4 separate regions of the Homo sapiens genome follow, and regions 1, 3 and 4 are each linked to region 2. A link is a loop called in an ENCODE intact Hi-C map of the cell type or tissue named here. Cell type or tissue: HCT116. All regions are shown on one strand. Links, peaks and the distances in the headings refer to the core of each region. The heading gives the core; the rest is flanking DNA. Region 1 overlaps OAT (ornithine aminotransferase). Region 2 has its middle 99 kb from the start of CHST15. Region 3 overlaps LHPP (phospholysine phosphohistidine inorganic pyrophosphate phosphatase). Region 4 has its middle 120 kb from the start of CHST15.

What was found. Peaks named below come from ENCODE experiments on the same cell type or tissue, not always from the same donor. Only the 100,000 strongest peaks of a DNase experiment are listed, where the experiment ranks them.
Region 1: a loop joins it to region 2, with 5 times the contacts of the local background. A loop is called at or near these places in 25 of 110 quality-filtered maps.
Region 3: it touches region 2 in a loop (11-fold over the local background); 5 of 110 quality-filtered maps call a loop at or near these places.
Region 4: a loop joins it to region 2, with 7 times the contacts of the local background. A loop is called at or near these places in 7 of 110 quality-filtered maps.

Annotation. Positions count from the first base shown.
Region 1 is chr10:124,401,272-124,408,955 of GRCh38, reverse strand. It overlaps OAT (ornithine aminotransferase), which reads left to right. Exons shown (of 10, transcript NM_000274.4): 3 at 1-215; 4 at 319-414; 5 at 3,393-3,520; 6 at 5,036-5,158; 7 at 5,901-6,029; 8 at 7,117-7,230. Among named protein-coding and RNA genes, the nearest start is that of OAT, 14 kb to the left of the region's middle. RefSeq lists a silencer at 5,122-5,416 and enhancers at 5,122-5,416, 4,953-5,496. In HCT116, for the core only: a CTCF peak has its summit at 5,307 (motif pointing right); a DNase peak (open chromatin) is centred at 5,295; H3K27ac peaks cover 231 bases.
Region 2 is chr10:123,991,129-123,998,840 of GRCh38, reverse strand. It overlaps the pseudogene YBX2P1. Among named protein-coding and RNA genes, the nearest start is that of CHST15, 99 kb to the left of the region's middle. RefSeq lists enhancers at 3,111-3,673, 3,674-4,236. In HCT116, for the core only: CTCF peaks have their summits at 2,857 (motif pointing left) and 4,056 (motif pointing left); DNase peaks (open chromatin) are centred at 2,830, 3,520 and 4,050; H3K4me3 peaks cover 2,201 bases; H3K27ac peaks cover 1,646 bases.
Region 3 is chr10:124,527,739-124,535,450 of GRCh38, reverse strand. All of the region lies in intron 6 of LHPP (phospholysine phosphohistidine inorganic pyrophosphate phosphatase), which reads right to left. Among named protein-coding and RNA genes, the nearest start is that of LHPP, 70 kb to the right of the region's middle. RefSeq lists enhancers at 1,292-1,824, 1,825-2,358, 7,096-7,265, a silencer at 5,235-5,354 and a cis regulatory region at 7,180. In HCT116, for the core only: CTCF peaks have their summits at 2,973, 3,189 (motif pointing left) and 5,141 (motif pointing left); DNase peaks (open chromatin) are centred at 3,150 and 5,160.
Region 4 is chr10:124,214,085-124,221,796 of GRCh38, reverse strand. No RefSeq gene overlaps it. Among named protein-coding and RNA genes, the nearest start is that of CHST15, 120 kb to the right of the region's middle. RefSeq lists enhancers at 25-204, 215-314. In HCT116, for the core only: a CTCF peak has its summit at 3,286 (motif pointing right); a DNase peak (open chromatin) is centred at 3,336; H3K27me3 peaks cover 1,209 bases.

The DNA of each region.
Region 1 (7,684 bases), core at 2,426-7,425, 410 kb before region 2:
ATGGGATGTAGAAGGCAGAAAATATTTTGACTTCCTGAGTTCTTACAGTGCTGTCAACCAAGGGCATTGTCACCCCAAGATTGTGAATGCTCTGAAGAGTCAAGTGGACAAATTGACCTTAACATCTAGAGCTTTCTATAATAACGTACTTGGTGAATATGAGGAGTATATTACTAAACTTTTCAACTACCACAAAGTTCTTCCTATGAATACAGGTAAAACATTTCCTTTTTTTGTTAAATACCCTCAAAAATAATCTTTTTATTTTTTGATAGTTTAACATTTTAAAAAAATCTGAACATTTTTCTCTCCTGATAGGAGTGGAGGCTGGAGAGACTGCCTGTAAACTAGCTCGTAAGTGGGGCTATACCGTGAAGGGCATTCAGAAATACAAAGCAAAGATTGTTTTTGCAGGTATGTGAAATTAAATATTAACTTCTATGATTGAAACATACAATATAATTTACTGTGGCCAGGCATGGTGGCTCATGCCTGTAATCCTAGCATTTTGGGAGGCCAAGGCAGGAGGAGTCTTTGAGCCCTGGAGTTCAAGACCAGCCTTCTGGGCAACATAGGGAGACCCTGTCTCTATTTAAAAAAAAAAAAAAAAAATATATATATATATATATATATATATACACACACACACACACACACACACACACACACACTTATATATTTTATATATAAAAAACATATATATATGTGTAAATTTACTGTTTTAATTTGCTGATGAAATACTTGTAATATGTTTTGCCTGGTACATGATACGTATTTGCTGAATGTTTCATAAAAATTTATGAGGGATTTCCTCTTCTTGGGATTATTTCTTCATATATGAGATTTTTCTTTCTGAACTCCATATTCCTCTCATTTGCCTGTCAGATTTTTTTCATAGCAGTTATCCAGTTAATTAGATAGTCTCACTGGTGGAGGGTTTGTGTTGGGTGCTGGGGTTGGGTGAAGTTAGTGTGGGGCCATGGCCTACATAGACTGTGGTTTGAATCTTGATATTGGAGGTCCTGTTGTGCCATGTTCCACTTAGAAGCTGTTGAAAAGAGGAGGCTTGGAGTTGCCCTTGTTAGGTTTCTGGGACTGGATGAAAGGAATAACTTGAATTTTGGTTAGGGAGACTAGCAATTAGTTGAGAAGATGTAGTTTGACTGTTGGGTTCTTTATATGATATTCAAATGAGAGGTTCTGACTTGTTTTTTAAGCTTTATTTTTTTAAAAAACAAGTATGTGTACATTTGTCACTATAATGGTCAAAGTTCATTCTTGTGATAGTTGAAATCATTAAATATTCTGCCTTGTGAACACATGCAGTTAAATGATAAACCCCATAACATAATAGAATCCAGAGTTCAACCGAAGGCCAGAGGTGATTGGTATTTGAGGGGACAGATTGGTATTCCCAAAGAAGAAATCTTAGCAAAACTCTGTAACTTGCCATTTAAAAATCTTGTGCTTTCGTTGTAGGACAACATAACTGTCTCTTGCAAACAAAAATGGTGTTTCTGGTGATTTTCATTCTTATAGACTGTGTCCAGTCTCTTTCTTAATAGCAAAGGGTGCAAAGATGTTTTCACCTGAGTATTGAAAGAAGCTGGTGAGTCAGTGGGGTGGAGAGACAGAGGAAGACTGTCCCTAACTGTAAGTCCCTTATACCTGCAGGGTAAGTGACTGAGGATGAGGTTCCTGAGGCTAGGCAGGGGAGAGCAAATAGGCTTATGGTCTAATCAGTGCATTTCTTCTTAAACAAACCTAGTCAAAATCAATGTGCTATTTTTTGTGGACAAGTGAAAGAAGAGATTACTTGTGGGTAAGGGATGCTGGTGAAAGAGGCTTTGCAAGAATAGTATTTAGAAACGAGATGAAGCCAAAATACGATAATCCAGCACTGATTAATGGAGTTGCTGCTGGCAGAAGTGGTGAGAAGATAAAAACATGATGTCACAAACTCCCAACCTCTCTGTTATTTTACATGGTGTCTTTCCTTCTTGAATGTCATCCTCTCTGAAATTATCTAGCTCACTTGCTTTACTGGTTTATGTCAGGTGTTTTCTCCCTGCTAGAAAGGAAGCTCCCTGAGGATAGGGATCTTGCCAGTTGTGATCATGATCTATTTCCCAACTTTTTTTTTTTTTTTTTTTGAGACAGAGTTTCACTCTTGTCACCTAGTCTGCAGTCTGGCTCACTGTAACCTCTGCCTCCAGGGTTCAAGTGATTCTCCTGCCTCAGCCTCCTGTGTAGCTGGGATTACAGGCGCCCACCACCACGCCCAGCTAATTTTTGTATTTTTAGTAGAGACAGGGTTTTGCCATGTTAACCAGGCTGGTCTTGAACTCCTGACCTCATGTGTTCTGCCTGCCTCGGCCTCCCAAAGTGCTGGGATTGCAGGCGTGAGCCACTGCACCCGGCTTCCCCAACATCTTTATTATTATTATTATTATTATTTTTATTTTTTGAGACAGTCTTGCTCTGTCACCCAGGCCGGAATGCAGTGGTGCGATCTCAGCTCACAGCAACCTCTGCTTCCTGGGTTCAAGCGATTCTTGTGTCTTAGCCTGCTGAGTAGCTGGGACTACAGGTGTGCACTACCATGCCTGGCTAATTTTTGTATTTTTAGTAGAGATGGGGTTTCACCATGTTGGCCAGGCTGGTCTTGAACTCCTGACCTCAGGCGATCTGCCCACCTTGGCCTCCCAAAGTGCAGGGATTACATAAGTGAGCCACTGTGCCTGGTCTATTCCCCAACATCTAAAACAATGCCTGACATAGTAGATCCTCAGTCACCTTTATTAATGGATAAAAAATATTCCAGCAGAAAGGGAGACGTCTGTCATTTAGCATCATAAAGGATTATAATATCAAGGAAGGTAAAATGGAAACGTGTTTGGATTGCTTGAGGATCTTTTCTCCAAATGAAATTGGAAATGCATTCTGTTGTTAGCCTGCAGTATTGGAGTTTTGAAAGGAAAACCGCTAATTGTCTATGAAGGATATTCTTTCTCATATCACTATCATAAATGCACCTTCTCTAGAAAACATGCATTCAAGACCTCAATTGTTAGGGCTTGGTTTTGGGTTGGGGATTATTGAAAGAAAAGTAAGTTATCTATCTTCAGGGGCTATATATTCCAGTCAAGAGGCTCAGTAGAGAGAAATGCCTAAAATAGGAATTACAAGGCCAGACTTAGTGGCCTTGTGTCATAGGAGCCATGGTGTTTAATATCAGACTTTGTTTTAACAATTGAAAGCCCACCGAAGGTGCACTAAAGCAAGCCCTTGATTTATTTTTTGAGTCAAACTTCTTGTGGTGTTTTGCGGGGATAGTGCTTATTGAATTTTGGGTTTCTTTGAAATAATCACTGTTTGTTTCCCCTTTGTAGCTGGGAACTTCTGGGGTAGGACGTTGTCTGCTATCTCCAGTTCCACAGACCCAACCAGTTACGATGGTTTTGGACCATTTATGCCGGGATTCGACATCATTCCCTATAATGATCTGCCCGCACTGGAGGTATTTCACTAGCATCATAGTGCTCAGCTCATTGGGAATAGAAATTAAAGCTGTTGAATATATGAATTAAAAGTACATTATATGACAGTAATGCAAATTTATCTCACTTAAGTTAAGCCACGATTTCAGACTTGTTCTCAGTAGCGATCAATTAGTTTCCAACACAGAGAAAGCTGAGTTCTGTGATCTACTCTGTACAGCCAGCCAACTACTTTAGATGTGTGTCCTTCATAACAGTTAACTTCGGTATACCTGCTTACTTACTAGGTAAAATTTCTGTTTTTAGCTAGCTTTTTAAAATTATGAAGTGGAAGACTTTTTAAGAAAGCCTTAAGTTGGCTTTAAAAGGCTATTTACTTTAGATTTAATTTAAGTAATTAATTTCTTTTTTTGAGACAGAGTCTCACTCTGTCACCTAGGCTGGAGCGCAGTGGCACAATCTCGTCTCACTGCAAACTCCGCTTCCTGGGTTCAAGTGATCCTCCTGCCTCAGCCTCCCAAGTAGCTGGAACCACAGGCACACACCACCACACCCAACTAACTTTTCTATTTTCTTTAGAGACATGGTTTCGCCACGTTGGCCAGGCTGGTCTCGAACACTTGACCTCAAGTGATCTGCCCACCTTGGCCTCCCAAGGTGCTGGGGTGACAGGCATGAGCCACTGTGCCCAGCCAGATTTAATTTAGGTACATTTGTGTATTAGAAAACAGGCTGGGCATGGTGGTACATGCCTGTAATCCCAGTGCTTTGGGAGGCCAGGGCTGGAGGAGCACTTTGTGTTCAGGAGTTCAAGACCAGCCTGGGCAGCATAGGGAGAGCCTGTCTCTACAAAAAAATTTAAAAATCAAGGTCAGGCGCGGTGACTCACGCCTGTAATCGCAGCACTTTGGGAGGCCGAGGCAGGCAGATTGCTTGAGGTCAGGAGTCGAGACCAGCCTGGCCAACAGTGAAACCAGAGACAGTGGTGAAACCCTGTCTCTACTAAAAATACAAAAAAAAATTAGCTGGGCGTGGTGCTGTGCGCCTGTAATCCCAGCTACTTGGGAGGCTGAGGCAGGAGAATTGCTGGAACCCAGGAGGCAGAGGCTGCAGTAAGCCAAGATCGTGCCACTGCACTCCAGCCTGGGTGACAGAGTGAGACTCCATCTCCAAAAAAAAAAAAATGAAAATAAATAAAAAATTAGCTGGGCATGGTGCGCAGCTACTTGGCAGGCTGAGGCAGGAGGATCACCTTGAGCCCAGGAGTTCGAGACTTTAGTGGGCCATGTTTGTGCTGCTATACTCCAGCCTGGGCAACAGAATGAGGCAAAAAAGGAAATGTAGGCTAGTGTAACTTAAAGGTGAGGTATTTGGAGCTTCTGATAATTGAATGGCAGTGAATTTGAAGTCAGAATTTACGTTAGTGCGAAAACTTGATTTGCATACTTAATGTAAAATATGTGTGGTATATGCTTTCAGATTTCCAAGTGTGGTAGAAAGGAAGTTATTAAAACTTATTCCTGTTTCTTCTGTAGCGTGCTCTTCAGGATCCAAATGTGGCTGCGTTCATGGTAGAACCAATTCAGGGTGAAGCAGGCGTTGTTGTTCCGGATCCAGGTTACCTAATGGGAGTGCGAGAGCTCTGCACCAGGCACCAGGTTGTCACGTTAGCTGTTTGTGATAAGGCTGAATGTCGAGTTAGCTGTTTGTGATGAGGCTGAATGGGCTCCTCCCCAACTCCTCTCTGAATTCTGCTGATTGGATAAATGCAAAGATTAAATTACTTTCCACTAGAGGGCGATGGCATTCTAAGAGCTTAAGTACTTCCTAGTGCTTAGAAACCTGCACAGAAGCAGACTTTTTCCTGTCTCTGGCCTTGTCCTGGGCCCTGTGCAGAACTGCAGACCTGGTCTTAACAGCGTTTCCTTCCTCGCTGCTCTAAGAGCCTTTCACTCTGAGCCCCCGCAAGCCCTTTGTTGTATTCTCTCCTCCTTTCCCCCAGGGCTAATAGTAGTATATTTTGTTTACCATTTGAGAGTTTCTGTCACATATTAAATGCTTGTGGAATAAACAAATGAATTAATTTGTTCCCAGAGGGTAGTTAGGTCCAGAAAAGCCATACAAAACCCTCACCTTTGCATCAGCACCTTTTCACTATGTAGAGCAGGGCAGAATGGGCCTCTAGGGAGATAGTGGCCTGACAAAGGAAATAGTTGGTGAGTCTACAAGATTCTTATAGGATACTCTTGAAATTGTGTGCAGTTAAAACATTTTTACAAATTTGAGGGCACATCAGAATTACACATTTATTGTTGGTGGGGGGACAGTGAAATAAGGATGGCTATTTTCCCTGTGGAAACGAAAGTGATCACTAATAGGGGTATTTTTTTTCCCCAATAGGTTCTCTTTATTGCTGATGAAATACAGACAGGATTGGCCAGAACTGGTAGATGGCTGGCTGTTGATTATGAAAATGTCAGACCTGATATAGTCCTCCTTGGAAAGGCCCTTTCTGGGGGCTTATACCCTGTAAGTTTCATGTTCCCCCTCTTTCCATTTCCTACTCTTGTAAAATATACCCCTAAAGTATTTATACATCAACTGATTGTGACAACAATGCTTTCAGATTGTTTGATTTTACCAAGTGTGCTGCAGGCCACCCGGAATATCTGTAATAAAAACATTTAAGGGACCAGTGTGTGACCCACTTACTTATTGCCTGAAGAATTGAGTGTGCCTTGGAATTTGCTATGACATTGGATTTGGGTGGAAACAGTTTACCCCCAAAGGACTCCTGTAGACTCCTGTCCTTTTTTCCAGTGTTCAGAAACATGGCATATTACTAATTGTTTAAAACCATGACTGGTGAACAAAGAGACTGAGAAAAATTAATGTTTGTTGTAGTTCATGTCTTGGGTTTGCCTTTCAGAGCCAGTAATTGTTACTACATCAGAGGTCTCTGAAGTATAGATGTTTTTGCTGAATAGACAAAACTTTTGCTAAAAAGAATGCTCAGCTTTGTTTTTTAAGCATTTAAACAAAGCATTTCATCTCGACGTTGGAAGTGATTGTGAAATTATATCATTGCAGAAATAGCTTTTCTCTTTTAGTTGCAAAATTATATTGTTTTGTGCCATTGAAGTGTACCTAAAGTATTTGTAATGTTTTAGGGTATGACTAAGTCATTAGGTTGTTACTGGTAGTTAGGTTGGCAGATGTAAACTCTTTCGTTGAAGTCATTAAGTATCAGTTTCTTGGCCGGGTGTGGTGGCTTATGCCTGCAATCCCAGCACTTTGGGAGGCCGAGGCAGGCAGATCACCTGAGGTCATGAGTTCGAGACCAGCCTGGCCAACATGGTGAAACTATATCTCTACTAAAACTACAAAATAAATAAATAAATAAATAACATGTGTGGTGTGGTGGTGGGCACCTGTAATCCTAGCTACTTGGGAGGCTGAGGCAGGAGAATTGCTTGAGTCCAGGAGGCAGAGATTGCAGTGAGCTGAGATCACGCCACTGCACTCAAGCCTGGGTGACAGCGAGACTCTGGGGAAAAGGATGCTTAGTAGAATGCTTAGTGCTGAGAAATGACATGGTGAATTGACTGTCTTTCAGGTGTCTGCAGTGCTGTGTGATGATGACATCATGCTGACCATTAAGCCAGGGGAGCATGGGTCCACATACGGTGGCAATCCACTAGGCTGCCGAGTGGCCATCGCAGCCCTTGAGGTAAAGACTGATACAGCCACACAGTGTCTATTCTTTAAAGCAATGTTGAAGTGATTTTTAATTTGGGCCCACTGGTATAATAAAAAATTCAATAAGAATGCCAAATATTAGAAAACATGAAGTATAGAGGAAAAATTTTAGGAACAAGATATTCTCAAAAAGTAATTTAAACTTGGCCTAGTAGACTGGATTTCCTCCGTGGGCTTCCTGAGTTCACAGTCACCTGGCGCTTTGAGTTCTTCGGCCCTGGCTGGCCCTCATAGAACTCTCAACTGTGACCCACCTACCAGACCCGTCTTTTTGCTTAGCAAGCAAGTCTTCTTTCAAGTGTGGATTTATAATGTTTTCAGACTGATTTTTTAAGTGCCTGCTGAAGGTATACAATTATTATGTAATCTCTGAGGACAGATCTTTGTGAGGGGGGAAGAAACTATTGCAGTTTAGGAATTACATT
Region 2 (7,712 bases), core at 1,728-6,727:
GGTGCATGGGGGCTGTGACCCAGATGGCATCAGGAAAGAGGTGGCGTTAAGCTGAGCCCTAAAGACTGGCAGGATCTAGAAAGGTGGGCAGGCATGCCGAGAGGAGGGGCTGGGGTGAGCAGGGGCAGGGAGCAGGGAAGGCCAAAAGAGCAGGGAAGGTCTCAGTGCCTCCGGAAAGGAGTATACGAACATTCTGGGCTTTGGAGTCAGGGAGACCTGGACTACAATCCTGGCTCTGCCATTGTCCTCTGTGTGACCTTAGGCAGAGGGTTTGATGCTACTGAGCCTCTGTTTTCTTATCTGCAGAATGGGTATGCACTCAGACTCAGGCCCTTATGGCGATAAGGGTTCACGCATGTAATACCCTCCACATGGCATCTGGACCCTGGAGGTGGGGGCAGGTCACCTCAGCAATGGTCCTCAGGCACGATTGTTGTAGCAGTAGGAGGTGAAGCCACCCAGGTAAGTGGGCACAAGGTCAAAGAGGGTTTGGGTCTCAGGGTAAATGCCTTTGGTTGAACTAGTGGTGTATTGAGCTTCCCACACTGACATTTTCTGAGCAGAGGAATTATTGGTTAGCGCAGGGATTTAGGTCATTAATTTGGAGCAGGTAGAAGTGCCTGGAAATGGAAGGACTAAGGCTGAGGCTTCTATGGTCCAAGTGAGTGATCACAGGGGCTGGGAGTAGGAAGCACGGCTGAAGGGCCATCTCAAAGGCACTGTACCAATGGGATGGTGACATCACTACTGACGGCACCCACAGAGCTGGGGTATATGTATGCTTATGTGTAACTTCCCATTTTACAGAAAAGGAAGCTGGGGCTCAGGGAGGTTAGGTGACTGCTCCAAGGTCACACACTTAGTACTGGACCCAGTGTTGGAACCCACCAAATCTGACCCATCTTGTGCTTGTCACTAACTGAAGGATGTGGCAGGCAATGGAGGCAAGGTCAAAGGCAAAGTCAAGCCCCAAATGGTCAAAGACAAGGATTAGACTTGGAGCTGGTGTCCAGCCTGAGGGTGGAGGGGTGAGGGACATTTACCGTAGCAGGGGAAGGCTGGGTCGAGTCAACGTTCTTGCAACATCCGTAATTGCAGCGTTAGCTGGGCAAGTTAGATGGGTGGGGAAGTCCTACTTAACCACATAGACATTTCTTAAACATTTTATTTTTACTTCAAATATGTGAAGTACAGCACATCTATTTGTCTGCCTTTTGGTATGGAGCCAAAACCTTTTCTCTGAGCATGAGCCCACTGATTGGAGCTCTGGGTCATCTCTGTGGCAGAAACCACAGAGCAGTGAATCAGCACTGATTTCTGGTTTCAGTGTTTCTAAAGGGACATGAGAACTGGAAGGCGCTTGCAAGGCAATCTCGAGGCAGAGTCCTTCATTATTTGTGTGATTATTTTCCCCAAATCATTACCCTCATCTGTGCTGGGACTTTCCAAAGCTTCCAGCCTAGCATTCAGGGAGCAGCTCCCTTTCTGCATTAATATTTCATCAGCTTCCCTCAGTGGCTCTCCGAGAGTGGCCCAGGGACCACTTGCGACCCTTTCAGGGAATCCAAAGTCCAAATTCTTTTCACGGTCAAACTGAGATGTTGTTTGCCCTTGATGCTCTCATTTTCTCCAGAAGGTACAAATAAAGATTTTCAGAGCCCCCAGCCCCCAGCCCTGGCCTCTGACAGCCGACGGAATGCGTGCTTGTGTGTCTCTGTGCTTTGAAAGTCTCTCATCTTTAATTTTGAAGATAGTCAATATCAATCAATGCAAGCCACTGAAACAAAAGCTGTTTGGGATCTTCAATGATTTTTAAGAGTATAAAGGAATCTTTAAACAGTTTGAGGCTGGGCATGGTGGCTCACACCTTTAATCCCAGCATTTTAGGAGGCCGAGGCAGGAGGATCCCTTGACCCCAGGAGTTTGAGACCAGCCTGGGCAAGATGGTGAGACCCTGTCTCTACAAAGTAGGTAAGTAAGTAAGTAAGTAAATAAATAAATAAATAAATAAAAATTAGCAGAATGTGGTGGCACACACCTGTGGTCCCAGCTACTTGGGAGGCCGAGGTGGGAGGATCACTTAAGCACCAAAATTTGAAGCAGCAGTGAGCTGTGATCATGCCACTGCACTCCAGCCTGGGGGACAGAGCAAGACCCCACCTCTGAAAACAAACAAACAAACCCAACTAGTTTGAAAACTTGCTAGCTTATATGATATTTAATTAACCTGTGCCTTCATAATATCAAGAACAGCTGGCATGAAAAAGGCTCGGGGGCAAACACAATTGACTTGTGGTAAATACAAGATCAGCTGGAGGGTGTTTTGCCAAACGGCTGAAAGCCAGGAGAGCTGAGCACGCCCAGGATGTCTAGGGGACATGGACACACCTGTCACCTGCAATGGCCAGATGAGAGGCCATCCATGGTAAAGGGGATGAAAACGGTCATAACAGGGCCAGCTATGATTGAACACAGGGTGAGTGCCACGCCCTGTGCTGGGGCGTCTCCTCGTGTCTCATTAGATCCTCACTGCAACCCCAGGAGGAGGTTTTATCTTTATTCTGGTTCCGCCATTATAAAGGTGGGAGAATTGGGGCTCAGTCCCCTCAGCTAGTAAGGAGAAGAGCTGGTCCTTGATCTCAGGTCTGCTGGTCCCCAGAGCTCGAGTCCCAGCTTCAGCTTCTCAACTCTGAGTCTCTGAAAAGGGTTTCCAAGGAGGCGGTGGAACCGTGTGGACTCAATGACTTCAGACATGGTCTGGGGCTGGGAGGCCAGACCGAGCTGCTGCAGGTAGGGAGGGCTGAGGTCAGGGTTGGGTGCCATCTTCAGGTTGTGGAAGCAACAGCAATGCCAGGACAGCAGGGCCTCCTCCTCCCCTGCGACCCACTGTGTGCCCAGACTCCCAGGGACAGAAACTCCGTCCTGGGCTCCACCGCTGCCTTCACTGCATCCCCTCCCTGTCCCACATCCCCCTGCAGGCCAGAGCCGAGCTGAGTGTGCTGCTGGCCATGGGGCTCTTCGCAGGCGCTGTTGAGCAGATGGGACCGGCTGTGCCCTGGGCCCTTCCACCTCACAGGCTGACGCTTGCTCAGAGCCCAGGAACCTCGAGCCGCCCCAGACGCGGCCAATTCTGAGGTCAATACGGGGCCCCGGTGGCCAGGGGCTCCAGCAGCTGAAGGTTCGAGTCACGGTGGAGGAATGGGGCGTGGCTGCTCTCTTCCCCAGGGTTGGGCTCCCGGCCGCGGAGGGGCAGCTGGCTCGTGCCCCAGTGGCGGGGGAGACTATTTGCTTACTCCCACCTCCACATGAGATAATCAGGAGGTCTCCTGCCATACTCTGCGCTTTCAGCATAATGGAATTCAGGAAAATTCCTGGGCCGAGCCACCCCGCAATTCTAAAGGCAGAGACCTGGGCAGCCTGCAAGGACCTCGGGATATGGGTACACTTCCTATCCCCGCTATCTTCCTACTTCTCCTAAGAAACCACTTGCCTCCCGGGACCCCAGGCCTCTGCCTCCTGCCTTTGCCCACGAGGTGACTCCACCAGGAGTGCCCACCCCCACATTGTTCAACTGAGTCCGCCTCTTACCCCACCCCAAGGCCAAGTTCAAGTGCTGCTGCTTCCTCCATGATGGCTGCCCGGATTCCTCCATCCCTATCCCCAGATATGCAGCAGTGGAGCGATGTTCCTGATGCGGAGGCAGTGGATGTCTGGAGAGAGAACCGAACTGGGGGGCCAGAGAAAGAGCTGGACGATCTTAAGCAAGCAATTTAACCTCTCTGAGCCTCAGTTTCCCCAGCCTCTGAACGGGGTGAGAATACGGAGGATTTCAAGGGGCCCTTATAGATCTGCCTCTTTATTGCCTTTTGAAAACTCGCCACTTTCCCCAAGCTGATTGAATTCCTGAGGCGTTTTGCAGAGGAGCTGCGGGAAGGGTGTGGAAGGGGGCGGGTCCGGGAGTGGCAGCCCCGTCCCCACGCCCCTGGGGTTCTGCGGACCAGCTCACTGGAGACCAGGAGGCGCTAAAAGGCAGCCCTGCGCTGCCCCCTGGTGGCCGATGTGGACACTGCAGCCAGGAAGCCTTTCCCTCCCGGCCTTCCGGAGACAGGCTGCCGGCTGGACACTCCCCTGGCTTCGCGGCTCACCTCTCACCTGGCTAGGGAACTCCTGACACCAAGGGGGACCCCGGGATGAGGGCGTTGGAGGGTGAAAGACTGGGTCTCAGCTCAGCCAATCAAGAGCGTAGTTCTGAAGAAGCCCAGTTGCGGGAAAGGAGTGAATGTGGCGGCCCCCAGAGGTGCGCCCAGCTGCTCCTCCGTCTGTGGGCTTTTCCCACGGCCTTCTCAGGAGCGCCGCCCAGCAGCTCCGCTGGAAGTGGTAGGTGCGCAGACACCTCCTCCCCACCCTTCTGCCCTCCTAGTCCTTCCACCCTGGGACAGTTGCCCCTTCCCAACCCTCTCTTCTGAACCCTTACAAAACCTTGTCCTGAGCCAGCTGTACTTTGTTCTCAAGCCCCCTCCTAGGACTGTGGACGGTTGAGGAGGGCCTCGGAAGGAGCCACCACTATCCCCAGGGAGGCCTTGGAAGTGGGCGTGATAGTGATGGGGAGTTCCTGGAGCAGGATCAGGGGCCTGTCTGCAAACACACCAGGGTCCTATCCTTTTTCACCATTGCCTGCCTCTGCCTTCTCCACTTCTCCCCAGCATTCTGTCTTCCCTGGCCTCTCCCGTCTCCTCTCTGCCTCTCTTCTCTCCTTAAGCCTTGCGTCTGTGTCCTCGTAGTCCTATGCAGGCAGGCTCTGCTTATCCCTGTTCCCTGAACCATTCTATTCCTAGATGGAACAGGATGGAACAGGTCCAGGGGCCGCTGGGCTCCGACACCCCTGGCCCTATTCCCAGGGCCTCCCTGTGTTATCTGAGCACCTTCCCAGCCTTAGTTCAACACGCTGAGGTCTGGGATTTCCATCTTGGACCCAGGTGCTCATCCTGCTTGGCCCTGACCTTCCCCTCCCCTGTCCACTTTGCCTTTGAGTCCTTTCTGCCCTCTCGTCTCCTTTACTTGCTTTCTCTCTCCTCCTCTCCATTTGCTCTCGCCCCTCCGGCAGTGAAGGAGATTTACTGGGCTGGGCTAGGGCTGGGGTTGGGGTTCCAAGGGACAGAGGGTCTGGATAATAAGCCGCTACTGTGCAGGCTTAGGAGTGTCCGCAGCCTCAATGAAAAGCCGAGATAACGCAGATAAATCCACATGCCCTGCTCTGCCTAAAAGACACACTTAGAAGATCCAATCTGTGACGCTTGGCTGCACTTTTTTTTTTTTTAAATTTTACTTTAAGTTCTGGGATACATGTGCAGAACATGAAGGTTTGTCACATAGGTATACATGTGCCATGGTGGTTTGCTGCACCTATCAAACTGGTATCTAGGTTTTCAGCTCTGCATGCATTAGGTATTTGTACTAATGCTGTCCCTCCCCTAGACCCCACCCTCCAACAGGTCCCGGTGTGTGATGTTCCCCTCCCTGTGTCCATGTGTTCTCATTGTTCAACTCCCACTTATGAGTGAGAACATGCTGTGTTTGGTTTTCTGTTCCTGTGTTAGTTTGCTGAGAATGGTGGCTTCCAGCTTCATCCATGTCCCTGCAAAGGACATGAACTCATCCTTTTTTACGGCCGCATAGAATTCTGTGGTGTATATGTGCCACATTTTCTTTATCCAGTCTATCATTGATGGGCATTTGGGTTGGTTCCAAGTCTTTGCTATTGTGAATAGTGCTGCAGTAAACATATGTGTGCATACGTCTTTATAGTAGAATGATTTATAATCCTTTGGGTATATACCCAGTAATAGGATTGCTGGGTCAAATGGTATTTCTGGTTCTAGATCCTTGAGGAATCACCACACTATCTTCCACAATGGTTGAACTAATTTACACTATCACCAACAGTGTAAAAGCGTTCCTATTTCTCCACAGCCTCGCCAGCATCTGTTATTTCCTTACTTTTTAATGATCGCCATTCTAACTGGCATGAGATGGTATCTCATTGTGGTTTTGATTTGCATTTCTCTAATGATCAGTGATAATGAGCTTTTTTTCATATGTTTGTTGGCTGCATAAATGTCTTCATTCTTTTTTATTATTTATTATTTTTAATTTTTTTAAAAAATAATTTCCTTGGCTGGGCTTGGTATCACTGTCCCCACCTTCCATGGTAGGCTGCTGGGGTGGCCTGGGGCGTAAAGGCCTTAGGTACCTGGGCCGGAATCTGGGCGGGGGGACCCACTCATCTCCCTGCTGTTGGTGCCCCTCCAATGGGGCTGTCTGTTTGGTTCTACCCCATCAGTGCCCTCTATAGGCTGCTGCTGGTTGGGGGGCCGGGGGCCTCGCACAAACCGCCGTAGGTAGAAGGGTGGGGGGCGCCATCGTCTGGGCCGCTGCCCAGAGTCTTCGGCCCGCTCCCCTTCGCCGCCAGGTTCTGTCCCCCGAGAGGGGATCTCTGCCACCATGGGTGGTGGGGCAACTGAGGGAGGCCGGGGATGAATCAGCGGAACCTACGTCGGTTGGGGGCATAACGGTGCCCTTCATGGGCACCCCCGCCGCCCTGGGCCCAGTTACATTAGTGGCTTCTGCGCCCTTCTCTCCTTCCACGACATCAAATTCCACAGTCTCCCCATCTCTAACGCTGCGCAGAAACTTCCTGGGGTTGTTTCTTTTAACAGCTGTCCAGTGAACGAAGACATCTTCCTTGGCGTCATTCCTGTTGGTGAATCCGTAACCACTCCGGACGTTGAACCGTTTGGCAGTGCCCAGGCAGGACTCGGGTTGCCAGCACCGGCTTGTCCGCCTGACTCCGGGCGGGGGTTCCCGAGGCCGCCGTCGCCGGGTTGCCAGGGGTGCGGGGGCCCGGCGCCGAGGGGGTCCCAGCAGCGGGGTCCAAGGCGGCTGCGTCCCCGCCGCAGCCGCCCGCCCCGCCGCCTGCTTTCTGCGGCTCCCCTGCGGGCACCGGTACCACCACCGCTACCACCCCTGCCACCGTCGCGGGCACCGTCGCCGCGGGGACCGCTGTCGCCACCGCTGCCGCCTCCACCTCGCTCATCCCGCCGGGTCCAGTACCGGCCCCCGCCGCCACCGCCTCCTCCGCCGCCGCCGCCACCGCCCCGGCCCCTCCCCCCGGCTGGCGAACCCGCTGCGCTGCGCGATCCTCGCGCCCCGAGCCTCGCCCGGACGCCCAATGTCTTCATTCTTAATTGCTGCACTTCTTTTTTTTTTTTTTTTTTTTTTTTTTTTGAGATGGAGTCTCGCTCTGTCGCCCAGGCTGGAGTGAAATGGCTGATCTCGGCACACTGCAACCTCCACCTCTCGGAGTCAAGTGATTCTCCTGCCTCAGCCTCCCAAGTAGCTGGGATTACAGGCGTGTGCCACAACGCCCGGCTAATTTTTGTATTTTTAGTAGGACGAGGTTTCACCATGTTGGTCAGGCTGGTCTCAAACTCCTGACCTCAAGTGATCCTCCCGTCTTGGCCTCCCGAAGTGCTGAGATTACAGGCATGAGCCATCATGCCCGGCCTGCACTTCTTAATCGCTCCCTTTCCCCAGTCCCTCAAGCCCATGCTTGTTCACGTATCACAGCCCCTCACCAACCAGTGGCTATGCCTCTTGGAACACGGGGCCCTCTCAGCCCATGCACCAGAAGAGGGAACTACCATTGCCTTAGC
Region 3 (7,712 bases), core at 1,304-6,303, 540 kb before region 2:
CAGCCTGGGTGACAGAGCAAGACCATGTCTTAAAAATAAAATAAAAGCAAACCACAGGACTAACTTAAAGCTGTGTGGAAACAAATGGAACTGACAGTAACCACCACATGTGGCAGAGTGGTTCAGAGCATAGATGACGGAGTTCGACTCCCAGGGTTCAAAGGCTGTGTGACCTTAGGCAAGTTACTTAACCTCTCTGCAAAGTGAGGACGATGTCAGTTCTCTCTCATACAGGCGTCTGGTGGGTAAACAAGCTCATGGAACAATTTCTGGTGGAGTGGGTCCTGCATCTGTCACTGTTGCGATCAGTGTTTTCCCAACAACCTTAGGAAGAAGACATGTTGCTATCGCCACACACAGTGGCAACGCTGAGGCACAGAGAAGTTAAGTAACCACCTATGGCCACACAATCGAGAGAGGTTTCACCCCTAGGCCACAGCCCGGGTGCCTGCGTGCTGTAACAATAGGCGCCGAGGACCCAGGAAGGAATGTTTCCCATGGCGAAATCTTTCAGATGGAGTCCAGGACACCTGAGAAAATACCAGATTCCATTGCTCTTTCTTTCCCTTTCCTTTCCAGGCCTAGAACTACTTGTAAGGCCTCACTGCTACTTTATACGGTCAGGTCAACAAGATCCTCTCCACCTCGTGTCAGCCAAAGCCACACCACCGACAGCGCCAGCCTGGGGAGCACCCCCCTCGCCGCAGCAGGGCCCCAGCCCGAAGCCCCGAGAGCGCATAGGAACCTGCCAGGCACCGGGCGGGAAGGACGGGCGCTCACAGCGGTCTCGCCTGTCTCCCGGGGGCCTCACTGGGCCTCAGAGCTTCCTGCAAGGCCCCTCACGTGATCCGCTTTTACAGACAGGGAAGGAAGCATGCAGGGGTGAAGTGGCCCAGGCAGGTCAATGGTTAGGTCGTGGGTCTGAGATCTCATCCCCTGCCCTTGACCCCAAAGCCCAGGCCTTTCCCCGGCCCTAGGCCAGGGCTGGTCAGGCTGAGAGCCTCCGGACCTCCCGTCTAAGCCGTCCTCGGCCTCCGACGTGCCGGTGCTGCCCTCTTCCTGCCGTTGGCTCTCTGCAGAGTCACAGATACAGGAGACTAACAAAACAAACTAAAAGACAAGCTACCTGCCCTGCTGCGGTAGAGAAAGACAATCCAGCATCTGCCTCCAGCTGCTGAGCTCCCCAGCACCGGAGGAAAGACGGCCATGCCAAATTCCCGGCATGGGCCGCCAAGCCTATGACATGCAGGGCGTCTTCTCTGCAATTGTGGGTGGCCCATGCAGAGAGACTCTCCTGCGTCACACTCACTTATCACGCCTAGGGCCTCTGAGGGGTTTCCAACACAGCAAAGGGCTCTGCTTTGCCTGGCCCACTGCCCCCAAGCTCCCCACCCCAGGCCCCCTGCATCCCCCGCCCCAATCCCCAAACTCTGCCGTTAGAGCCTGCATGGGCAGGGCATCGACCAGGGCAGATGTGGTCCCTGCCAACCCAATGAGCCTCGACTCATGGGAAAGCCCTGAGCCCCTGTGTCACTCCCTATGCCTCAGCCCCTGCATTCCATATCCCACTGAGTCCTCCTCGCGCACCCCTGAGTCACTCCAGGCACACACTTGGGGTCTGGCCCTGGGCTGGGGCCCTCTGCAGCGTGGGACCCTTCAGGCCACATGGTCTTGTTCATCTCATCACCCTGCACACTGCGGAGCACACGGCAAGTGCCTGCAAAGCTGGGCTGTGTCTTGGATATAGTGCGGGTGGCAGAAGCGGGCCACCTGGGTGAGGACGGGGGGTTTGTCCACTCACACGGGGGTAAGGGAGGACAGAGGCAGGGAAGAGCCATCTCCTCCTCGCCATGCAGTAGGCCTTGACCTTTACTTATTTAAATGAAAAGTCAACGTTTCCAATCAAGCGCCTATCCTTCTGGGAGGGGCTGGTCCCCAAGGCGTGCCACACTCTGTCCGGGTGACACTGACTGCCACAAGGTCATCGGAAGTAAGGGAAGCCTCCAGGCTGTGCTTGGGCAGACGCTCTCCCCTCCCCATCCGAGGACACAAACTTTTGGGTGACATGGTCCATCCAACCCCCCACGCCCCTGCCGCCCCCAACTCTGCACAAAGTGAAGGCAGGAAGCCGCTCTGGGGGGTGCATTTTGCAAATCAGAGCACATGGTCCCTGGGCGAGTTTTCCAAGCCAAGCAGTCTCCCTCAATGGTCTCAGTTTATGGCCCTGTGGTTCTATCCAGAAGTGTTGGCCTGGCTGAATCTGCCCTCAGGAATATCTCAGATGCCTGCAGAGGCCAGGCTGACAACCCCAGGCCGTGATGCACCCAGCATTCCACTCCCATTGCTTCCCTGAACTACCTCCTGCAGCCATGTATTAATGGAGCTCCTGTAATAAAGGTGCTGAGGATACCTGGGAAGTAAGTCCAAAATAAGTCCATTTTACAGATGAGAAAACTGAGGCTCAGTGGTCTTCCTGCCAGCAAGCAGTGGGGCAAAGATTTGAGCCTGGGCTTCTTCTCATTTCCAAAGTACAAGTCCCAGCCCAGTCGAGCACCTGAACATCCCAGAATGCCCCTTCCTCGGGACACTTTGCCACCACATAGCTAATCTTCCATAGGGGCCATAGGGACAGTTGGGACAGACATGCTGGCACTGTCCTGCTACACCCTTACCAGCTGGGTGATGCTGGGTGAGTCTGCAGCTTCCCTGGAAAACAGAGAAGACTTTCTATGCCTACCCAAGAGGCTTGGAAGAGAACCACAAATGCAGAAATGGCCTGGGAAGCTGAAAAGGTTTCTCCCAATAGGGAGGATTGTTGTTATTCAGTTTAACAAACGCAGAGTGTCCACCACAGGCAAGGTCAGGGACTTGGCTCTACATGGGATAGAGCGATAAGCAGATGGAGAGAGAATGAGGAAGCCAGGCTTCTCCCTGCTGTGGAAGGAAGGCATGAACGTGTAAAGGCATGAGGTGAGAAGGAACCCTGTGCTGCTGGACTGGAATCGGAGGCACTGCTGTGAGCTCGGGCTTTTGGGCAGGTCCAGGTGGGTAGGGTAAGCATGGACGCATGTGTGTGTCACACCTGCATACCATGCGCATCTTTCCTACCTCTGTCCACCGCCAGGGCCTGAGCAGCAATGCCCAGAGACAACACAAGCACACCTGGGGCCCTGGGCTGAGATTCTAAACAGTGCCCTCCACTGGAAGGAACTGGGGCTCCTTGGAGAAATGGCCGATTCCAGGGCTGAAGCAAAGACTGAACAAATGAACCTGAAACATCTTTTTGGGCCAAAATGCAAGGAAGGGCTCAAAGAACGGTGAGGATGTGCCGAAAGGTCACAGGGCCAGCCTGAAGGGGCTGCCAGTGCCTGCGTCGGGGACCATCTGAATATCCCAGTGATGACGGTTAACAGACGATAACCCACTGAATTACATAGGAAGCCACGAGCCCACACTGGCATACATCAATCAGTGGAAAGAAGAGAACATCTTTCCTTAAAGTAAAACACCAGGAGTAAATACAAGGAAGAATGATGGAGTTATTTGGCGACCATCATAGAAATCATTCATTCAAACAAGAAATACTAAGGGACACTAAAACTGGCAGATGAAAGTGGGACATCGCATCACCTCAAAGCATCTCCCCACAAATACGTATCAATCACAAAGGGGAAAAACACATTATGTGGTTGCCATTAAACAAGAGGTCAAGGTTAACATCAGCAATATTTGGGCAAACCAACATTACATGCCTATGAGAACAAGCACAGCACCACTTCTAAGCAATGCTAGCCCCAAACGCGTAACTTGGGTTGTATCATGAGAAAACACCACACAAAATGACTGTCTCGTAATCTTCAAAACTGGCAATCTGTGAGAACTGAGGCGAGGACAGGGAAGTGCTCCAGGACGGAGTCCAGAGAGACCAGAGAGAGCTGCCTGGCCCCGGACTGGGTCTTCCCCTCTCTAGAGGAGTTCATGGAATGATTGGCAAAGCTTGAATGGGGTCTGTCTCTGGGAGAAGGGTGTATGGAATTTCTTTCTATTCTGGAAATCTGAAAAATTATTTGAAAATGAGAAGGCTGCGGGAACTCCAGGGAGTGCCAGGTAATTCTTCTGGAGGTGAGACTGTGTTTTGGGTACAACAGAAACGAGCTTGACATGGCAGCCAGCCCACACCCCAGCTTGCACGGGATTAGCACATGACCTTGAGACGGGGTGTGGGGTTGGAGGGCAGCGGATCCCTCAGGCCCTTGCAATTGGGAGGACTCTGGAATTCCATCACCAGGGAAGGCCTTGAGGATATGGCAGGATCCAGGCAGGCCAAAGAAGAGGTGGTGGGACAGGTGAAGGGCGCAGACAGCATGCATAAAGGCTCCAGGTGGGACTGGCAGGAGGGGAGCTTGGCGGGTGGGCGTGTCCTCATCCCAGGGACCTGGCCTCTCCAAACTCGCAGGGAACACTGGGAGGCCCCCAATGCCCAGAGCGTGTTCTTAGGCCTCTCTCTGACAAGGTGCCAGGGAGACAAGAAGGACGGGCTGGTGAGGCTGATGAGGCTACCTTGGCCGCTCTGCCTGCTTCAGGCCCAGGGAATCCAGGGCTGCAGGAGACTCTGATGGTGGCCCTCGGCCCTGTGCGCTGTGGTGTTCTCCATGCTCATCGTCTGCACCCGTGAAGGGTGGCAGAGGAGAGGGTCAGTGTCCTGAGGAATGGGCAGGCTTGTGGAAGCCTGGCTAAAGCAAGCCCGTGGTTCTTGGAGCTGGGGCCCCAGGGCCCCGAGAGGCAGAGGGCACACAGGGCATGGGGGTGGTGCGGCATCTGGGAGGGAATGAGTGGGGTGTGAGCAGGCCCACATGTGTGGCCTGGGGCGTGGGGGGGTCTGGGCGTGAGTGTATGTATATGTGTGTGTGTGTGTGTGTGTGCATGCACTATGAGGCCAGCATGAGAGTGGGCACCTGTGGATGTGTGGCCTGGGCCTGAGAACCTGTGGGGCCTGGCGTGCGCACATGTGGATGCGGGATCGTGTGGGTATGGGGGCCCCTCGTGAGCACACGTGGGCCCGGGTGAGTGTATGTAGCTGTGCGTGCATCGGCCCTGGCTCCAGCAGGCCCGGCCTGTCCCATCCCTGGCAGCAAGGCGCCCTCTTGTGGCCCGAGCAGGTGGCGTGGGGAGGAGGAAATGAGAGTGAACCCTGAGAGGTCCACCAGGCTGGGACGCAGGAGGGGTGGGGCGGGAGGCAGGAGGCGGCAGGCAGGATGCCAGGTGGGCATGCAAGAAGGCCGGATGCACACTGCCCTGGGGGCCTGGGGATCCTTGCTGGCCCCTGCCCACCGCTCCTGGCTTCACCAGGTTCCTCCCTCCCCGCATTGGGGTGTCCTCTCTGATGCAGGGCAGACGGGCTTGGACGGCCTCATGGGATGCATGCGGGTGGCCTGGGCCCTGTGGCAAGGCACCTCTCCAGCCGCCCCCACTTGGGACCACACTGCCAAAGACCAGCATGCCATGTCTGCCCCTCACACCGCATCTGCAGGGCTGATTCCCCACACCCCTTCCCCGCTGGGGCAGCTGGGATCCTGCCCTCCCACAGGCAAAGAGAGTGCGTGGGTGCATGTGCGCATGTGTGTGTGTGTGTGTGTGCGTGTGTGTGTGTGTGTATGTGCATGAGCTGGTGTCTAGGACCCGCATGTGAGTGTGGGATGAAATGAGGCCATCTCTGCATGGCTCCAGGGAGAGGGGATGCTGGGACAGAGTGCAGGGCGTGGCCCCTCGTCCTCCCCCTCACGGATGGCTGTGGCCCAGGATGTTGAGTCTACAGTCATGGAGCCCCTGGCCCTCAGCTCCTGGATTAAACCCTTGGAAAGTGTAGAGCACTCCTCTGCACAAATTTTTGCTCAGTAATGAGGACAGACATGGGGGATGCCACAGTCGGAGAGCAGCCTCAGTGCCACTGACAGGGCTGGCTGGGAGGTTCCTCACCAGGAGGCCTATTTTCAGCAACTTTCACTCACCCATGAGAAGGGGGAGCCCTGGTCAGGTGGGAGCTGTGTGGGCTGCTCGTGAGTGGTGGGTGCATGGGTTGGTTTCTGTTTTTAATAACCCCGCACTTTCAGGTGGTTTTCCTTAAGAATCCCCCAACACCTGTAATCCCAGCACTTTGGGAGGCCGAGGTGGGCAGATCACGAGGTCAGGAGATTGAGACCATCCTGGCTAACACAGTGAAACCCCGTCTCTACTAAAAATACAAAAAAATTAGCTGGGCATGGTAGTGGTGGGTGCCTGTAGTCCCAGCTATTCAGGAGGCTGAGGCAGGAGAATGGCATGAACCCGGGAGGCGGAGCTTACAGTGAGCCGAGATCACACCACTGCACTCCAGCCTGGGCGACAGAGCAAGACTCTGTCTCAAAAAAAAAAAAAAAAAAAAAAAGAATCCCCCAAATTCACAAACCCAGGGCAGGGGCGATTGTGCCATAAAAAATAACTCTTATTCTTACAAAAGTGTTATGTGGTGGCCCCAGGGCCACTCCAGGGGACCAACAGAGCAGAGATCCCTGACGCTGGGAGGCCAGCTGGGCATCAGGAGAGGGGCTTGAACCTCCCTCCCTAGAAGGAAGAACAGCCCTAGAGGGCAGGGGACACCTGCCACATTCACTCGATCCCCCACATCCTCAACAGCGCCTGGCCATAGTAGGTGCTTGGTAAATATCTACGGGGACCAGGGGACTAACAGAGGACAGGGTTGGGCCTCCTCCCGTGGGCAGTGGGGACCATAGAGATTTTAAAGGCAGTGGGGAAGGCCAGGCACTGTGGCTCACGCCTCTAATCCCAGCACTTTAGGAGGCTGAGGTGGGCAGATCACCTGAGGTCAGGAGTTCAAGACCAGCCTGGCCAACATGGCGAAACCCCGTCTCTAGTGGAAATACAAAAATTAGCCGGGTGTGGTGGCAGACATCTGTATTCCCAGCTACTTGGAAGGCTGAGGCAGGAGAATCCCTTGAACCCGGGAGGCGGAGGTTGCAATGAGCCAAGATCGCACCATTGCACTCCAGCCTGGGCAACAGAGCAAGACTCCGTTTCAAAAAAAAATAAAATAATAAATAAATAAATAAAGGCAGTGGGGAAGGTCAAGTCTACCCTAGAAAGCCACCATGACCATGTGGTGGACCACACCCACGGGGTGGACAGAACCCCAGAGTCAGTGTACGTCCCACCAGCCTGGTCTAGCAGGACAGACCAAATGGGAACCGTTAGGGAAATATGCCATACGGGAGCCACCACCATGGCGGGCCCTCACTCTAGGGGCCGAGCTTAACCCTCCCCTGTTCAGCCCACACAGCTGGGGCTCAGCCCCACTTGACACATGAGGAAACCCAGAGCCAAGCAAGGCAAAAAGATCATGCTCAAGCCGGGTAATCCCAGCACTTTGGGAGGCCAAGGCGGGGAGATCACTTGAGCCCAGGAGGCTGGGCAACACAGGGAGACTCCATCTTTATAAAAAATTTAAAAATTAGTTGGGCGTGGTGGCATAAACCTGTTTCCCAGCTATTTGGGAGGCTGAGGCGGGAGAATCACTTGTGCCCAGGAGTTCCAGGCTGCAGTGGGCCATGATGGTGCCACTGCACTCCCACCTAGGAAACAGAACAAGACCGCATCTCAAAAAGAAAAAAACAAAAAAAAAAAAGCACAAAGAGATCACGTCCAAGGTTACATGGTTA
Region 4 (7,712 bases), core at 879-5,878, 220 kb before region 2:
CCTCTGACCCTCGCACCTGGAAACTGGAAGAGAAACAGGCCCCTTTTTAACTGTTAGGTTTCCCTGGTCAGAAATGACTCATCTCGTTCTTTCTGGAGACTTGGAAGTTAGAATGTATGGAAGGATGAATGAAGCGCTGCTGACTTTGGGGGCTCCTCGAGAGGGAATGCCATGGTCCCCAGAGAGTGACTTGGTTGGTGATAGGGCCATGTGGTTCCTCTCTCCTCAGTGAGGGAAGCCTCCTCCTCTCCCTCCCACTGGGTAGCCACATGGTTAAGAGAGCTCCAGGCTCTCACAAGCTGAGGTGTGAGTCCCAGTCCTATTACTTCCTAGCCGTGAGGTCTTGGTCAGGGATAACTTATGCCCCCGGCCTCATTTCCTTTATCTGTAAAGTGGAAATGACAAGCATCCTGGCCTGATAGGGTGCTTGCCAGGAGGACACAAACACAGGCCTGGAAATCGCTCATTTCACCTCCCAGCAGCCCTGTGGGATGGTTACTCTGATTTTCCCCATGGGGAGAATGAAGCTCAGAAGGTTATGCTGGAGAACCACTGTGGGGGGCTCCATTCGTCTCCGCAGCCCCAGGTCTTCACCGCCCTCCTGAAGCCAGCATGTGGCCCCTACGTCACAGGTGGGAATGGCAGCTCTGAGCAGCCCAGGACACACTTAGGGCTGTGTGTCCTGGCAAGGAGCTGGAAGGGAGCCCTCTCCTTGGCTGGGCTCTCCCACAGGCACGATTATGACCGCAGGTTCCGGGGCCTGCCCTTCCTTCCAGATGCGCAGGTGCCAGGCTCCACGTGGTCAGCGGCGCTCCTCCATGAGCAGGGGGCTGGAGTGGATACTTTTCCTTCTCTTTTCTGCCTCTTCCAAAGCTTCTGCCTCAGACTACACTATATTGTGGTTAGAAAAACAAAAACAATAAATGTCATTTAGAAAAAATAGCACTTGCTAAGCACTTTTGCTTTCTGTTTGTGTTTGGGACTCACAGAAGTCAGTTTGGCATGAGGCTGCTGGGACTTTGGTGGGGGCTTCAGGCCACCACGTGGTAGGTGGGAGCCCCTGGGCTGCAGAAGCTGGGTGCAGGGCTGGCAGAGGGCGGAAGGGGGCCTTCCCCATCATGGATACGATCTGCAGAGATCTGCAGGGATCGAGCCTGCAGGGACCGAGAGGCACCCATGCCTCAGCAGGGAGTCAGGCGGGAAGCTCAGCATTTGTGTCTGTAATCCAGCTCCTTCTCTCCACTGTTTTTCTGGAATTATTCCCACCTCCTCCACTTTGTCTTTAGGGACACTGCTTCATCTCATCCCCTACTTCTGTTGGGGCTACTAAGTATAAAACCTTAACTCCTTGGTCAGAGATTGGGACATTTGACCTAACTCTTTTGCTTCTGTGGATATTTTGACCCCAAAGTCATTTTGAATGTCAGCATTTTAACCAGAATTACCCAACAGTGATGAGTTTTCATCTAGAAAGTATCAGAATTCCAGCGGGGACCCCATTAAGCTGATGTAATCCCTCTATCAATTTTCTATACAGCGCAGTTAAGCCATTCCTGATGTTTCCATTTCCATTTTGCTGAAATTATTTTCATAGGGATCAATTTTTTTTTTTTTTGCATTTAGAATCTTACAGCAGAGATTTGCTTCTTAAATCACTTTTCGTCCATATCAAACTACTAATCGCAGCTTCTACCATCACGAGCGGCCACGGGTTCCATCCAGTACTGTTTTCCTGGGTGAAGTCATAATTGGTGTTGTTTGAGTTGATGCATAAGGAAATAGCAATTTCTGTAAGGCAGGGAGATGGCGGGGGAGAAAGAGTGGAGGAGGGGCAGAGAGAAGGAGCAGGCGTCCCAGAGGGGGACAGGGAGGAGGACAGAAGGGTCCCTGGGCAGAAATTGGGTGGCCACTGACTGGAAGGATGCAGGAGGAGGGAGCAAAGGTCAAAGTGCCCACTTGGCCACAGGATCATCGCATGGCACCATCCTGGTCAAAGACTGCCCTCCTCCCCCTGTTCTGGTTCAGGGCATACTAGCCGGCACCAATGGGGCGGTGTGTTGTGACTAGGTACGTGGGATGGAAGATGAGACTAAGGGCCCACAGGCCAGCAAGTTCCTGGTACAGGAACAGAGCCTGTCCCCGTAGGAGGGTCAAGGAGCAGAGAATGAGGCATCAACAGACAGAAGGGTGGCTCCGGGCATCAGTCACTTCAGACCCTGGATCCAGCAGTGCCTGGGATGCACTCCCTAGGCCGCCCTTTATAGTAGCTTATGAAGGGCCCCCCTTTTTGGCCGAGGTAACTGATTTGGGTTTTTTTCATTTGCAACCAAACACCTCCTCCTGAATATCCCCCAGCTCTATGCTCTCAGGGCTGTGGCACCTGCCTGGCTCACATGTTGTTCTGATGTCCCTGCATGTCTGGGAAGACCCCCTTCTCCTCTTCTTGCAGCTGCTTCTGCTCGGGGTAGACACACCAGGGGTCCACTTGACATTCCTTCCTCAGATGTCTATTGCATGCTCCCCATGTTCAAGACGGCGTGCTGGGGCTGGTGCGGGGGGCATTCGGGACAGACTTCTGAAATCTCACTAAGCTTCAGTTGGCATTTCTGAAAACAGGTGCAATCACAACTGGTGATTGTGACTGTTGTGAGGACAGCAGAGCTCACGCTGGCATAGCGCATTGCCCCCGATCGCAGTGGACACTGCTAGCTCCTTACCGTTCGATTCTGAACGTTGGTCCTGGGAAAGGAGGCTCAACGTGGCTTGGATGGTCTCATTGCTCTCAGAGGTCAGTCAAGGAGGTAGAGATGTGAGATTGGCCCCCAGAGGAAGAATCCTTGAGTCAAGGAAGCTGAGAGGGGTCAGAATGCGGGGAGAAGCAGGCTGACCATGCAGTCTGCAAGCCCGCTGCAGTGGTGGGTGGCAGGTAGGCAGCCCTGTGGGGTGGGCGCTTCCTGGCTCCCTGTGGGCCTGGCGTGGTGCTCAGACACCACTCCACATGCTGTGTCTGTGTCTCGGATGCATATTGGAAGCCAAATCCTCGGAAATGGGCTGGCACCCATTTCTTTTGGCGCCTTCAGCCAGCGCATGTCAGACTGTTTTTTACGAGTTCAGAAAGGCGCCTTCTGTGGCATGCTGGGCGCTGGTTCTGGCTGAGACATGTATTAGAAACAGTGTGGGCTCCTCAGCAAGGCTGAGCCTGCCCCTGGCCCTCCGGCATTCCATGCAGCATTGCACAGGTCTGTGGGGGCCGCATCACATTCTGGGCCACCTGCTCATGGCAGCGAGTTAGCCTCTGGGTGGCGATGTGCAGCTCAAATGTGTGTTGGGACCTGGGAGTCAGGGAGCTGGGACAGGTGTTCCATGAACCAGTCAGTTAACACTGAAACATGATCTTATATTTGGAAATCCAAGAAAATTCTATTGTAATAAAACAAAAAGAGTAAAGCTTGAAAAATTGCCCTGGCTGCAGACAGGCATAAATGATGGTGCTTTCTCATGGATAGAGGAGGGTGGCAGAAACACAGCTGGGGTAGGACATGCCACTGTTGAAGGCTGTCACTCCTCACGGCTCCAGTCTGCTTCCCCTGGATCAGCCCTGACCTGATGCAGGTCAGCTGTCTCATTCCATATCCTCAGGCAGCAGAGTTGGAACCTTGTGTCAGAAGTGTTCCTCTACCACAAAGGGCACCTGTTATGTTATAGAGAACAGGCTGTGGGGATGGCAGAGGTTGCATAACCCACATCTGTTTCCCAAGTTGCCAAAACATACCAGGGAGGGGAGGAGGCTAGGGCTTCTAGAGTAGGAACTCAGAGCTTTCCCCTCTCAGGGGCCAATCTCACATCATTACCTCCTTGACTGTCCTCTGAGAGTGATGAGACCATTGAAGCCACCTTGAGCCACCTTCACTAAGACCAACCTAGGAGCTCTAGAAGGGACCAGTGTGGGGCAGAGAACTCCACTGTGAGGTTCCTGGAAAACCTGTCATCTTTCCTTGAGCTTTGGGCTGAGTCCTTAGGACCTGGGTGGTTCTCTCAGAGGCAGCCAGAAGCCCTGGGCCCTGGTGCTCAGCTCTGTCCAAGTGAGTGTGAACAGGGTACCCAAGTCAGAAGACGTGGTCTGAGTCGCAGTTGTGTTGTTAGCTGTGTGACCTTGGGCAACTCAACCTCTCTGAGTCCCAGCTTCCATCTTTACAAAGTGGGCATGGCGATTTCTCCCTTCTTCCTCTTGTTAGCATTGAGAGTGTTCCTGTTTCCTTCCCCTGATAAGATTGTAAGCAGTGCCTATATCTCAAAGATCCTCCACTAAAACCAACACAAATACTAACCATCTGTTGGGAACGTTTGTGTGCATATCAGCGTTCAAATGCATTTACATGTGTCCTCTCCATGGGTCCTCCCAACCTGCAGGGACAGGTACTGTTTGGATTCTCATTTCACAGAAGGGGCAACTGAGGCAGAGAGGCAGCACCATGGGCCGAGGCATCTCAGCTACGAGAGGAAGTGCTAAGTGTCTGAACGTGGGCAGCATGGCTGCGAGTCTGTGCTGATGAGCGCGGCACCACTTGCTCCCCAATGAGAGGTCCACAGTCAGTGGTGACAGAGGGCAGTGCCTGACTGGTTCCTGGACTGCTCGCTCTTCAACTGTGAGATTGGAAAGGGACCCTGGCTGACACTCTGAATCCAGCAACTTGCTGCGGGTGGGGAGTTGGCTGTGTTTTCCTGGCTGCACTTCCCCTTTGGCTTCCCTCGGACCCTTCCCTGCTGGCTTTTCGATCTATTTGTTTTCTGTTTCATGGAAAGAAGTTTCTTGTTGAGGAAAGTGAGGCAGGAGGCGACTCGTCTGAGGTCACGTGGCTCATGGCCGCCAAGAGGAACTTGGATCAGATGGTGGCCAGTGCCCTCCCAGCTCCAGGTCGCATAAATGGGTGGCCCTGCAGAAGTAGCTTTTTAAAGATGCAATGGGATAGCATATTAAAGATGCAATGGAAGGGGGAGGGAAGAGGAGAGAAAGAACAAGAGAGAGGGAAGGGGACTCTGGTTTTTCTGTTTTGGAGTGAAATAAAACCTCTGTAGACTTTGCATCAATGTGTTGTCTGTTCTTGTTGTGGTCCCAACTTTGGAGAAGTCAGTCTGGCAAACAGGCTTGCTCAGGATGAATAAGGGAAGGGCAAACAAAATGAGAAGGCCGCCTGTCAGCCTCAGGAAAAGAGCCCAGCAAGGGACCAAAGATGGTCCAGCAGCCTCTGCACCCTTCCTGCCTCTGTGCCTCGCTGGCAGGAGTGTAGGGGGACAGATAGAACCCTGGGCATCCTGGGGAGGGGTGGCGGGGCAGGTGGTTTCATCTGGGACATTCAAAGGGAGCCGTGCACCATAAGCTATTGAGATCTGCTCCTGCCCACACTGGCAGTGGTTAGCATGGGGGCCTCGGGGCCAGGCAGCCTGGGTTTGAAACTCGGCTTATTCACTGGCTGTGAGATCTTGGGAAAGTTACTTACCCACTCTGTGCCTCAGTTTCCCCTGGTGAGAAGCAATGACCTCATAGGGTTGTTGTCAGGTTAAATGAGATAGGTTAGCTATTATTAAGATTAATATTATCAATAGCTTTAATTATAGCTGTCAGTTATATACATGGATTGTTCGAGCCTTGTTTCTGAGTTAATGCATTCGAGATATGTGACAATCAAAAACACTTGCAAATTGTATGCATGTGATTCCTTGCTGGGGCACTGGATGATGGCAGGGAGGACCGAGTGACAAGAAGTGCACAGTCACAGTGAATCCTAGTCCTACCGCTCGCTCCCAGGTGGCCTTCAGCAGTCACCCCACCGATTTGACTTGCCGCATCTAGAGAGTGGGAATGTATTGGTTAGAAATGCTTTTCACATGGGCTTGGTGGCTCACGCCTGTAATCCCAGCACTTTGGGAGGCCGAGGCAAGTGGATCACTTGAGGCCGGGAGTTTGAGATCAGCTTGGCCAACATGGCGAAACCCCATCTCTACTAAAAATACAAAAATTAGCCGAGTGTGGTGGCGTGTGCCTCAGTCCCGGCTGCTTGGGAGGCTGAGGTCGAAGAATCACTTGAGCGCGGAAGGTGGAGATTGCCGTAAGCTGGGATCATGTCACTGCACTCCACTGGGTGACAGAGAGAGACTCCATCTCAAAAAAAAAAAAAGAAAAAAAACCCAAAAAAACAAAAACAAAAACTGCTTTTCACTAGGGGTAACAGAACACTCAGCTGGCATAGGTGTGAAGTTTATTTTAAAACATTCACCTAGCGAGAAATCCAGAGCAGCAGGTCTGGGGTTCTTGCAATGGCCCATCAGGTCTTCCCCACAGGGCTCAGACTCCTTCTGTCTTTTCCCCGTCCACCATTTTTAGCATGTTGGGTCTGTCCTCATGCTGCCTCATGGCCTCAAAATGACTGCTCTACTTCCAGCATCTCATCTATGTTCCAGTTAGAAAGAAGAATAAGCAACTCTGCTCAGGAAGGAGGGGGGACTTCCCTAGGGCCTTTGGCTTACATCTTCTTGGCCAGAATCATGATGGATGATCACCCCAATTTCAACAACATCTGGACAATGGACCCCTTAGAGTCTTTAGCAGAGGAAGGCCAGGGAAGGCGGTTGTGGATGCCTTCCAGGCAGCAAATCCACAGGGCTCGCCATGAGGCTTTGGGGAAGAAATATGTAAAATGCTTACCCTAGGGTCTGACATAGATTAAGTACCCAAGGAAGTGAACACTTTATCTTTATTAGGGAAGTCAGGTAAGGAATGAATTTAAAAAGGGAAGGATTAATGTCTTACAGTGCGAACTGGTCCTTAATAAATGAATTTCCTTCTTGTTCTTCTCTTGGCCTCCATTAGCCCGGTTGGGTTGGCCTCATGTCCCCCCATCTCAGACAAAGCTCCCACTGAAGTCACCAGCGCGGGGGCCACTCTGAGAACCCCTACGCCACCCATGGTCTCTCTCTGCAGACTGGGGGCTTTGTGCTGTCTGGGGAAACTTGGCTATGCCCACCAGTTACAAAACAACTGGAGAGTGTGTTCAGCCAGTGCAGTGCTGTAGCACCCTCAATCTCAGCAGTCCTGGTTAACCCTCCTCTTCCTGCTCTGCCTGGACTCAATTGAGGATTTCGCTGCTGAGGCCCTGAGATGTACAGCTTAGCCTCCGGACTTCTCCAGAAAGATACAGTTCTGTTCTGTGTCGCTTTATTGTTCAGTGTATTTTTAAAAATGTGTTCCTCTGAATAAAATGCAGAATTCATGATACTTTATTAACTAGAACACCCTGGGTGTTTATTGCAATAACGTGTCCTTTGGGCCTTTGATTGTTTACTGGCCGGGGGTAGACTATGCAGGCTCAGGAGGTTAAGGAAGAAAAATTCATTAATTTCACAGCCAACCACAGGTCTCATCTCACAGCCAGCAGCTCACCACCAGCTGGTCTCAGCAACTAATGAGCGTGAACCTCAAACTGGGGTCATTCCTCCCAGACTTTAATGGAGACAGATCTCAAGGTGTTTGGGAACCAGGAGGGGATGGATTGTTAACGAGGAACAGCTTCGAGGACTAATTAAACTTGCCTGCTGCTTCCTGGGTGTGGAGTACCATGGGACAGAGGTGAGGGCGGGTGCAGAGTGCCGGCCGCTGATCTATGGAAGCCAATGATGGCAGCTTTTGATTTACTCTTGGATGGAAGGGAGGAGGG